Regions from separate parts of the Homo sapiens genome. Here region 1 is linked to region 2. The links are chromatin contacts, found by Hi-C or POLR2A ChIA-PET in ENCODE. All regions are on one chromosome and are shown on one strand. Each heading gives the region's core, a stretch centred on a gene start or an enhancer-like site at or near the end of the contact. The rest is flanking DNA. Distances are from core to core; before and after follow the strand shown. Region 1 holds the start of MSGN1 (mesogenin 1). Region 2 holds the start of RAD51AP2 (RAD51 associated protein 2).

Evidence for each region. A loop is a pair of places that touch in the nucleus more often than their neighbours do. ChIA-PET counts read pairs that join two places held with the same protein, here RNA polymerase II (POLR2A). Pooled maps may share reads with other maps.
Region 1: a loop to region 2 is called in a map with no recorded cell type, with 8 times the contacts of the local background. The contact joins the promoter of MSGN1 here to the promoter of RAD51AP2 in region 2. A Hi-C loop is called at or near these places in 17 of 37 single-sample maps with no recorded cell type and 4 of 50 pooled maps. POLR2A ChIA-PET finds 5 or more read pairs at or near these places in 1 of 52 experiments (GM10248).

What each region holds. Positions count from the first base shown.
Region 1 is chr2:17,814,934-17,820,127 of GRCh38, reverse strand. It overlaps MSGN1 (mesogenin 1), which reads right to left and starts at 3,668. Exons shown (of 1, transcript NM_001105569.3): 1 at 2,330-3,668. The coding sequence starts at 3,609. The coding sequence ends at 3,028. RefSeq lists an enhancer at 4,211-4,340.
Region 2 is chr2:17,516,049-17,521,566 of GRCh38, reverse strand. RAD51AP2 (RAD51 associated protein 2) reads left to right here and starts at 3,127. Exons shown (of 3, transcript NM_001099218.3): 1 at 3,127-5,518. The coding sequence starts at 3,152. RefSeq lists a silencer at 2,855-3,104 and enhancers at 2,866-3,415, 2,400-3,599.

The DNA of each region.
Region 1 (5,194 bases), core at 2,419-4,918, 300 kb before region 2:
AGTTGGAGACCAGCCTGACCAACAGGATGAAACCATCTCTACTAAAAATACAAAATTAGTTGGGCGTGATGGCACATCCCTGTAATCCCAGCTACTTGGGAGGCTGAGGCAGAAGAATTGCTTGAACCTGGGAAGCGGAGGTTGCAGTGAGCCAAGATCACGCCATTGCACTCCAGACTGGGCACCAAGAGTGAAACTCCGTCTCAGAAAAAAAGAAAAAAAGACATCATCAAAACAAATATGCTGGAGGTCAATATGTTAAGTAAAATAAGCCAGGCACAGAAGGATAAATATTGCACGTTCTCACTCATATGTGAGAGCTAAAAAAACTTGATCTTATGGAGGTAGAGAGTAGAATGATAGCCTGGGCAACATGCTCTACAAAAAATACAAAAATCAGCCAGGCATGGGGGCACATACCTATAGTTCCAGCTACTCAGGAGGCTGAGGCAAGAGGATCGCTTAAGCCCAGGAATTTGAGGCTGCAGTGAGCTATCATCGCACCACTGCACTTCAGCCTGGGCAACAGAGTGAAAAAAAGAAAGGAAAAAGAGAGTAGAATGATAGGAAACAGAGGCTGGGAAGGGAGTGTGGGTGGCGGGAGGGGTGGGTAGGGGATAAAGAGAGGTTGGTTAATGGATATAAGCATAGAGTTAGATAGATAAATAAATTCTAGTGTTAGATAGCAGAGTAGCGTGACTATAATTAACAACAATGAATTGTATATTTCAAAATAGCTAGAAGCAAGGACTTGAAATAGTCCTGAAATGATAAATATTCAAGGTGATGAATACCTAAATACCCTGACTAGATCATTACACCATTACACATTCTATGCATGTAACAAAATATCAAATGTACCCTATAAATATGAATAAATATTATGCATCAATAAAAAAGAAAAAAGAATACAATATAAAAAGATTGGAAGGAAATATTCCAGTACATAATATACAAAGAACTCTCTCAAATTAACAAGAAGATAAAGCAATAGAAAAATGGCAAATTTATAAACTAGCAAGTTTTAGAAGAGGAACCAAAATGAACAATGGTCACATAAAATAAAGACGCTCCACCTCAAATGACAGACAGGGAAGTTAAAATTAACACAACAATGAACAATTTTTATCCATTAAAAATTCATAAAATTGATAGTATCCAATGAAAATGTGGGGCAACTGGTTCTGTCACATAATACTAGGAGGAGTATACATAACTACAAACTTTTATAGAAGTGACATAACATTATTTATTAAAATTTAAAATGTGCATACTCTGATCCAATAATCCCATTTCTGGGAATTTTTCAAGCTAATGAACACATCAGTAGATAAAGCTAGTTGTCTATAACCTTTGTTATAGCATTTTTGTCATAAAAAACCTGAAAATAACTTAAAAATCATTGAAAAGGTGACTCGCTTAAGAAATTTTGCAGAATCTGTTCTATGGAACCTTGCTAGAACCTCTGTTTTCTGTTATACTTTTTGCATGTGTGACTCAGCAAGTCATGCATCTGTTTCCCCATCTATAAAATGAAGGTAATAATGGTATTTACACCACAGATTTATTTGTGCTAACTTGGAAGAACTTGTACTGTATATTGTTAAGTTAAAAAAGGAATTTTCAGGTTTTTTTCTTTAACATTTATGTATGCTTACATTTATTTGTATACGTTTGTATCAGCAAAAAAAATGGACAAGTTATATATATTTGTATATGTTTGTATCAGCAAAAAAAAAATGGAGAAGTAGAGAACACATCTACTGCTTTTGTAATTTATGTCACTAAAAAGAAAACAAAATCACCAATAGAAAAAAGATGATAGGAGACATGTACAACAAATACTAATGGTTAATAACCATAGGGAGAAAAATTCAGCCTTAAAAAATCTCACTAGTTTTCAGAACCTCCTTAATTCAAAGCCCCCTTTTCAATGTCCTGTGCCATTCAAATGAGCTAAACTGTGGGTGCTACAGATACCCACCCTAAGACAAGGCACCATGAAGAGTGGGTGTGTGTGTGATGGGTGCATGTGGGGGATCTGGAGTTGGGGGGAGGCAGATGGATAGGAGGGGAAGATGAAGAAGTAAATGCCTTTGGAGGGGTCAGAGATTGTTCAGTTCTAACACTGACCCTTTTAGTTATTCTTTATGGGATTCGAATCACTTTTTTTTTTTTTTTTTTCTGAGACTGTCTTTTTATTTGACAAACGGGTAAGTGAAAGGACTAAATAAGGTCCTGTTCATACCAGGCCCAGAACAAAGGACAGGGAGACCCTGCCCACCCAGCCTTGCTTCAGGTCCACCCTGAGGTGCTGTCTCCTCCTCCTCCTCCCCGTACCCTCCTTCCCTGTCACACAAGCTGTTTGCCTGTGAAGAGGAGGCTCTGGCTTTTGGAATCTTCACTGTCTTAACTTAGCCTGTCTGCCTGTGACTTTCCATTTATCATGACACCAGTGCCTTCCGCATTTAAGTGATTTTGGTCCCTGCAACAGCATGATTTCAGTCAAACACAAACACACACACATATACACACGAAATGAAAACAGGAGCACTAAAGCCCTTTACTTGGCACAAATCTTTCTAAATAAGAATCCAGATATCACACTGGATCCTATACAAAATACAGGTTTTGTTAGCAACAGAAGAAAAGGTCTCAACGCCAAAATGGCAAGAGATTAACACTTTTACATTATTGAAAAAAATGCATTTAAAATCACTGACCCTTTAAAATACCTTGAACAGACAGAGAAGGGCAAAATAATCTGTCTGTTTGCAAAGGATGAGCCTCCCAGATGGGTGGAAAAAACTGGAGGTGAAAGTCTCTGCTCATCTGGCAGGTAAGTGTTCTGGTGGGTCCAACAGGTTACATGTGAATTCCCTTAGGGTTTTTCAGATCACAAGATTATCAGGCTTACTACATAAAAATCACTCTACGCCGATCATTGTTCAATAAGATATCCAGGTCTTCAAAACTCCTCTACTCCTGCTCAGGAGGCTGGAACCGGTCAGTTTCCCCGGATGGAGCTCACGCGCTCTGGGCTCTGGGCTCTCTGCCGCGGTTAAGGAGGTCTGTGAGTTCCCCGATGTACTTGATGGTGTACTTGAGTGTCTGGATCTTGGTGAGAGGCTGGCCTCTCTGGCTGTAGACAGGTGGCAGGTAATTCCGGAGGGTGTGCAGGGCATCTGCCAAGGTCCTCATCCTGAGCTTCTCCCTCTCGCTGGCTTTCCGCCTCCGCTGGACAGACATCCTGACTTTGGTGCCCTTCTGGGCCTTGGGGCCACCACCGCCCTGAAGGTGGGTGGGCTGGAAAGCTAACATATTGTAGTCCACCTCTACCAGGCCACTGGCCCCACCGACACTGCAGCCTTCGCTGCCCCCACTGCTGGCCCCGCCGTGCTCACAGGGCAGCCCAGCCACAGCTGGACAGGGAGAAGAAGAATAGGATTCCAGCGATGGAGCCGGGGAAAGGCTCTGAGAGGGGGAGGCCTGATTCAGCTCAAAGGGCCCTGCCCTGTCCTTCCAGTCCCAGGAAGACAGCAGGCCAGGGCTGTCAGAGGAGCCCAAGCCATCCTCGAGGCTGAGGAAAGTCTCGCGCAGGTTGTCCATGCCTGCGAGACAGCTGCAGAAGGAATGGCTCCCTGGCAAGTGAGAAAGAAAATTCTGCCGCCTGGCCAGGGAAGAGCTCTCTTTTATGACGGTGGGGGAGAAGTGATGAAGTGGGAAAGAGGGCCGTGTAAAGAGAGTTCAAAGGAAAAACCAAAGACCAAGATGGAAAATGAACTCTTCAGGTGTCATTTTCTCCTCATTGATAATTAGCATCTTCCAGCTAAAATGTCTTTAAACAGAAAGGCCTCCAAGAGAAGAAAAAAGGAATTATCTTGTTGTAACTAAACCAATTAAGGCTGCATAACTAGACTTAGCATTGTGCTGTGGAACTCATTAATGAGGGAGCCAAAGAAAACAAACCTGGGGCATCCGCAGCAAGGAGGGGGTGGCCGAGGGCCCTGGTGGAGAGTAGCAAAGTGACCCGAGAGGGCCTCCATCCCCTCCACCAGGACCTGCTAGATATTTCAGCACAGTTGGGCTGTATTGTTGGAGAAGCAGCATGGTCTAGGGACAAGGTAACCCCTCTGGGCTTTGATTCCCTAATGTGTCCAACACAGAAAACAACAGCTCTTATTTCCTAGGGTTGCTGGGGGTGCCACACACATGAGGTACCCAGTGGATGCCACCTTAGTAAATTTCCCTGGGTCGTATAGAGTGCAGACATGCCCGGAACATGCCTACACTCAGAACGACAAAGGCCAGCAACTCCAGTAAGCCTAGAGCCTTAAAGAGCAGGAAACATCCTACCAGAGGCATAAAACCCTTGCTGTTACCGAGCAGATTTGGATTCCGCACAGCAAACAGATACTAGGAAACAGAAAACTCCCTTAAGCCAGGGACTTTGCAGAATACCTGGCATTTAGCCTAAGGAAAGTCTTTTTTAACAAACCCAGCTGCACCTTGTTTTTTGAAATGAGTCACACCTTGCTTTTTGAAATGTATGGAGGAAGTGTGAAATTAACTAGGGAGCCTCTTTTCCCCACCACAGCTCCAAATGCCACTGAATGTGTTAAGTTGGATGGTTGTGCTAGTTTGCTTCACTTCCTATATGCTCTGCTAGACCCTGGGTTTTGGAAAAGGGATCTCAGATTCCCCATTTGTCCCATGAACTTAATTTATTTTCCATGTAACTAATTCTACAAATTAGTATTAACATCAAGTCGCAGTGAGTTAAAGTGTAGAGTAATATTAACATGTCCTTTAACAGGTTATTTAAGTCCCCTTGCAATTATTGAAAATAAATGTCAATGGCCTAGTTAGAACATTTATGATATTTTTTAATTAGCAAGGCTCAAGGAAGAAAAATCTCAAGTAGGTAATCTGTAGAAGAATGCTCTTAATTTTACCATTTACTGAAGAACCCCAAGCCGGATTTTGAAAAATAATAATATTAATGACTGTAATAAATGTAACAAATGACTCTTGCTCCTTTTTCCTCTCTCTTCTCTCTTCCAATTCTTGTTGAGAAGCCCAGAATCTGCTGATACTATGCAAGGAATTTTATATATTTTTTAATTTTTCTTATTTCAATAGCTTTTGGGGTAAAATGTTTTTTTGTTACATGGGTGGGTTGTATAGTGGTGAA
Region 2 (5,518 bases), core at 1,878-4,377:
AGTAAGTGATGATGTTTTCCTTTCTAACTGCTGTATTTAAATATTTTTGTTAGTGGTTCTTTTAACTGTTTGAAATATATTTTATTATCTTTCAGTTTGAAACAAACTTTTAGATTTAGCATATTTATTCACTTCTTACATGATTTATTAAAAGAAGTAAAAGGGAAAAACTGTCTTGTCATATTTCTGGTTCTACCATGAAACACAAATGATGCTAAAACCACTAATATTTGAAGTCCATTTTGAACTCCTATGGTGTTATAGCTCAGCATAGTTTTCATGTTAAATGTATTTCAACATGATTATAAAAGCAAGTCTCTAATGTATAAAACTAAAGCAAAATAACACAAAAACAAGAAACTTAAGGCACTTTCAAGACACCATGAATCCATTTGAGTTGGTAAATGAGTATTAACCATGGAGTCATTTCATTTCTTCTAATTAACTGAGGTACTTAGAGGCACTGGGGATACAAAAATTAATAAATCCTTGTCCTGATTAATGGAGCCTAGTGGAGGGGACATATAAACAACTCAATACAATAAAGACATTTTAAGTGTTCTACAGTTAGAAATAAATTGCTATAGGAAACAGATGACGATGCAAGTAATTCTGCCCAGGGATTGGCTACAGCAGGGAGGAGGAAGAGAAGCTTTCACCGTAGAGGTAACTTTTGAGTAGGGCCATTTAAGGCTTAATAAGAATTTGCCAGGAGGAGAAATGAAGGGCTTTGAGAACATACATAAAAGAGCAAGAAAATAAACATTCTGGTGTAGGCAGCATGGGGGCAAATTGTTTAAAAAAAAAAAAAGAAGCTGAAAGAGTTAAGTAGGACCTAGTAGTGAGGATGTGACATACTATGCTTAAGGACATTAGACTTGATATTGATATTGAGTAAATTTCTGATTTAACTCTAATAGGAGATTGTGTCATATCTTCAGTATGGGGTTTATCTCATGAACTCATTAATCCTTTTATTCATTCAGAGTTGAACTATAAGAAGACACCACGCTAAAAGAAATCAGATAGATGCTGTCTTTAAAGCTCAGTTTACTGTTACTAAGGAAGGTAAGAACTTCAAAGGAAGGGTTGGGTAAAGTGATATAGAAAAATATGACATTTGAAATGGGCTTTGAGGCATCAGTAAGATTCAGACAAGTCTTATTTATATTTTGATTATGATGAGTTGAAGACATAATTTTTTGCATTTCTCACTTATAACTGGTTCATTTTCTAGGTGGCATTTAAAAAAACAAAGGAAAAAACCCACATAAATAGTGGTTTCAATAGCCATTGTTTGAAATGGCAGTGGCCATTAGTATAATGTTTAAATAAGTAAATGCAAGAAAAGACTCTTTTTTTGGTCTTTATGGCTGTAAGTTTCTTCAGGATGGAGAAAATAACTATACATTTCTGTATCTTGGAGTCAAACAATTGTTGAGTTACATGTAATACTTCTGGGTTTTATTTGAATTTTAATCCTTAAACAATGTAGAGTTGTTAAATAATGATGTGATGGAGATATAAAAAATAATGTGCTCTTGGGCAAACTAGCAAGATGAAGAAATAATCAAATATCAAGTTACAGATCAATCTAGACTAGAAATCACAATCAATGGCATTTACTTTACAGATTTAAAAAGTCTTGGTCCTAATATCACACTAGCGCACCAATTATATACACCTTAGCTATACAAGTCACCCCTTATGGGCTAAAACAGAATGGATTAGAAAAGAATATAGATTTGTGGAAAATCTGGGATAGAAAAGCAATAGAACATAAGATACACAGAAGTAGAACTTGGAGAATTCACTGATGTGGAATCTGAACCACTGCCACATTCTTATTTATAGTGTTAATGAAGTGCTTCTGCTGCAAGGCTTTCTACAAACTTAAGTAAACATTTCTCTAGAGGAATTTACACTGAAGTAATCACAATGTATCTAAGAGTATTTAAAAAACATGAAACTGGTGAACATCTTATTACCTAAAGTAGAAGGCTAGTTATATATTGCCATCTATGCCATGGGAGGGTTCTGAAGTTAGGATTCTGGTTGCATGTTATTGTAGTTATTATAAATTTTAGCATAAAATGTAATATAAAACATACCAAGCTTGAAACAACCACCAAGGGAATCGAGGTGTTTATTACTGAGCACCAGTTACATGTTTCTTAAGAAACATGTATATAATAATAATAAACATTTTGAAAAACATTTTCTTCTTAATGATTATAGAATTCACAAAAACCAGAATTGACTGGAAATCATAAATGATTCTCAAAGCAGGAAAAAAAAAAACAAGAAATAGCGTCTAAAAATTTGTTAGTAGGTATGAGTCAGACCTGTATTATTATGTTTACACTAAATGGGGTAGTTCAAACATATAATATTTTATCTCTAAATAATTTTATCCACAATATTTGAGAAGAAATCCCCACAGCACATAGTAAACTATTTTTTTTTTAGTCTTAAGTGAAGAATAATAATTATCCGGATAATAATTTCCACACATTTTTTCCTCAGATAGACTGGTAAGTACTGGTGGCTTTTTTCCCCCAAACACACTTTATTAGTGAAGTGGAAATATTAATATGATCTTAAGTGACGCTGGAAGGATTAAAAAGTTTTTCCATACACAGAGAGATTTGGTCTGGTGCTGACAGAACTACACGATTTTACTGGAGAGTCACTCGAGCCGTTGTGGAGATGCCGTTTCTGAGGTAAACAAAATTTTAGAATTTAGAAAATAAAGTTGTTACCATTCACAAATTTTTTTTTTTTAAGTGAGAGGTTCTAACTTTTCCCCTTCGTTCTACCACAGGGAAAAAAGCATTTAGACTCTCTACAGTCGTGGCATTAGAAAAAGGCGCTAAAAATAGACAATGTAACGGCCCAGGGTGCTCCGACCTTCAGTGGTGAGACAACCGGGGCGCGTGGGTGGGGGCAGGGAGAGGAGGGACTGAGGGAGGCGGGGCGGGGCTGAGGCTGGGGCTGTGGAGGGGCGGATTCGGGGTGGGGCAAACCCTGAGATTAGGCTAAGGCCAGGTCTTGAGGGGCGGGTCAGGGGCGTGACCAGAGCGGCCCGGAACCGCCTATTAAGGGATTGGAGCCCCGCCGGGACTCGGACAGATCCTTTCCATTCGCTGTCATGTCTCTCCCTCAGCCCACGCCGCGGATGGCCGAGCTCAGAAAGCCTACCTCCTCTTTAACGCCTCCTGAGGACCCGGATTCCCAACCACCTAGTAGCAAGCGGCTCTGTCTTGAGGAGCCTGGAGGTGTCTTTAAGGCGGGCTGGCGACTGCCTCTGGTGCCTCGCTTGTCTGAGGCGGAAAAAGTCTGGGAGTTGTCCCCTAGACCCTTCAAGGGACTCCTTGTTTCAACGAATGCTATTTTCGATAACTCCACAGACTCGTGTGTGGAGAAATCAGTCAGTGGGAAGCAGATATGTAATCTGAAATGCTCAAATCTCAAATTCCAAATGAGTAGCTGTTTGCAGTCTCCCCCCTCACAAAGTCCTGATTCTGATTTGAGGGCTTCAGGAAGGTCTGAGGCAGGCCTGCATGACAGAGAGGCTTTCAGTGTGCACCGCAGTAATAGCTCCAAAGCAGGGGTTAGTCAACTTCTGCCCAGCACCTCTATACACGATATACATGGAATTAGAAATGAGAATCGAAAACAACAGTTTGTCCAAGGAAGAGACAATGTTCACAAAGAAAATCCATTTTTAGATGTTACCTTTTACAAGGAAACTAAATCACCATTTCATGAAATTAAGAACAGATGTAAAGCTAACAGTGTTGTGCCATCAAATAAAAGAGAAAATAACATTTCATCATCTGTACTAAAAATATCAAAATCTCAAAACCAGCCCAGCTTGGAAATTGCCAAACCTAGCTATTTTAGAGATAGCGGCACAATAAGTGTCCCTCAGTTTCCAATGGACTTAAATAGCAAAATGTCCTCTGTCTATTTAAAGGAAATAGCGAAGAAAAAGAATGACAAAAAAGAGGCATATGTTAGGGATTTCACAAACATTTACTGGTCCCAAAATAGACCTGATGTTAAGAAGCAAAAGTTACAGAATGATAAAAAAACTGTAGAAGCGGAAAACATTTTTTCCAAATGTTATGAAAATGACTACCCATCACTCAGTAGCCAAAATACTTGTAAGAGAAAAGACTTGATCAGTTCAAACTACTGTAACTGCAGTAGTATCCAGTGTAATGTAAGAGACTCTAGAAAGAATTTCGCTATACTAGAAAATGCAAATTGGGAGGAAGCAGAATGTCTGGACAGTTACGTACTTACCAGGCTGGAAAAATCTCAAAACTGGGACTGTAACGTTAGACATATTTTGAGAAGAAATAGAGGAAATTGTTGGATTATAAATAATTGCAAGACTAAATGTGAAAATATGAAAAAAACTGAAGAAAAATGGAATTGGCTATTATTATTAGAAATAGACCTTTTAAGCAAGGAAGATTACCACTGTGCAAAAGTCATCAATGCATATGAAGAACAATCAAAGCTTCTCGTAAGAGAAATATTAGGTAGTCAGACAGCTTTAATAACGACTGTTTGGCTAAATGGTAAAGGAGAAAATGATAATACTCTACAGTTGAGATACAATACTACACAAAAAGTCTTTCATGTGAACAACCCTTTTGAAAGTTTCATTATAGAAATTTTTTATTTCCATAAAAGTATTTCAGGAAATAAAAAAGATAATAGTATTTTAACCTGCTGTAACATTTTGAAGTGTAAAAAGCAAATTGGTATAATTGGTATTCAAAATCTAATAACCAGAAACATGAATACAAATATAAAGAATGGAATTTTAAGCATATATTTACAAGATAGTGTTTCAGAACCTTTAGATATTCTATTGAAAACTAACATAGCTTTTTTGCTCAATAACTTTGACTCTTTAACAAGAATTGAAAATGATTTTGAATTAGAAGAGGAATGCATTTTCAAGTGCATGCTTTATTTGAAGTATCCAAAAAATATAGTGGAAAATCATACTGCATATCTAGTAAAGATTTTAACTTCTTCAAGACTATTAGAAGATAATATGAAACCTATGTTAAAGAAAAGGAAGTTATTTAGAACTGAACAAGTTTTTGAAAAGTCTAAGAAAAAACTCATTAATTCCTTCAGTATGACAACTCAAAATACAGGTTTTCCGATTTTTGAAACATATGAAAAAATTCCCCTTTTAATGGACTTTGATGACATGGATGAAATTTCTTTAATAAGAGAAATTACTTGTCAGAATATGAGTTGTCCTCAACAAGTTGTGAATGTGGAAAATTGGGCTCACTATAATTCTAGTACTGTTAAAGCACATGGTAATTCTTGTCCTCAATTTATACAGAACAACCGAGGATACATTAATGAAAATTTTTATGAAGTAAATATGCACAGCCAAGATTTAAATATGGAAAGAAAACAGGGACATAATAAGATCAGTAACTTTGACTGTGAGCACATATTTGAAGATCTCTGCAATGTT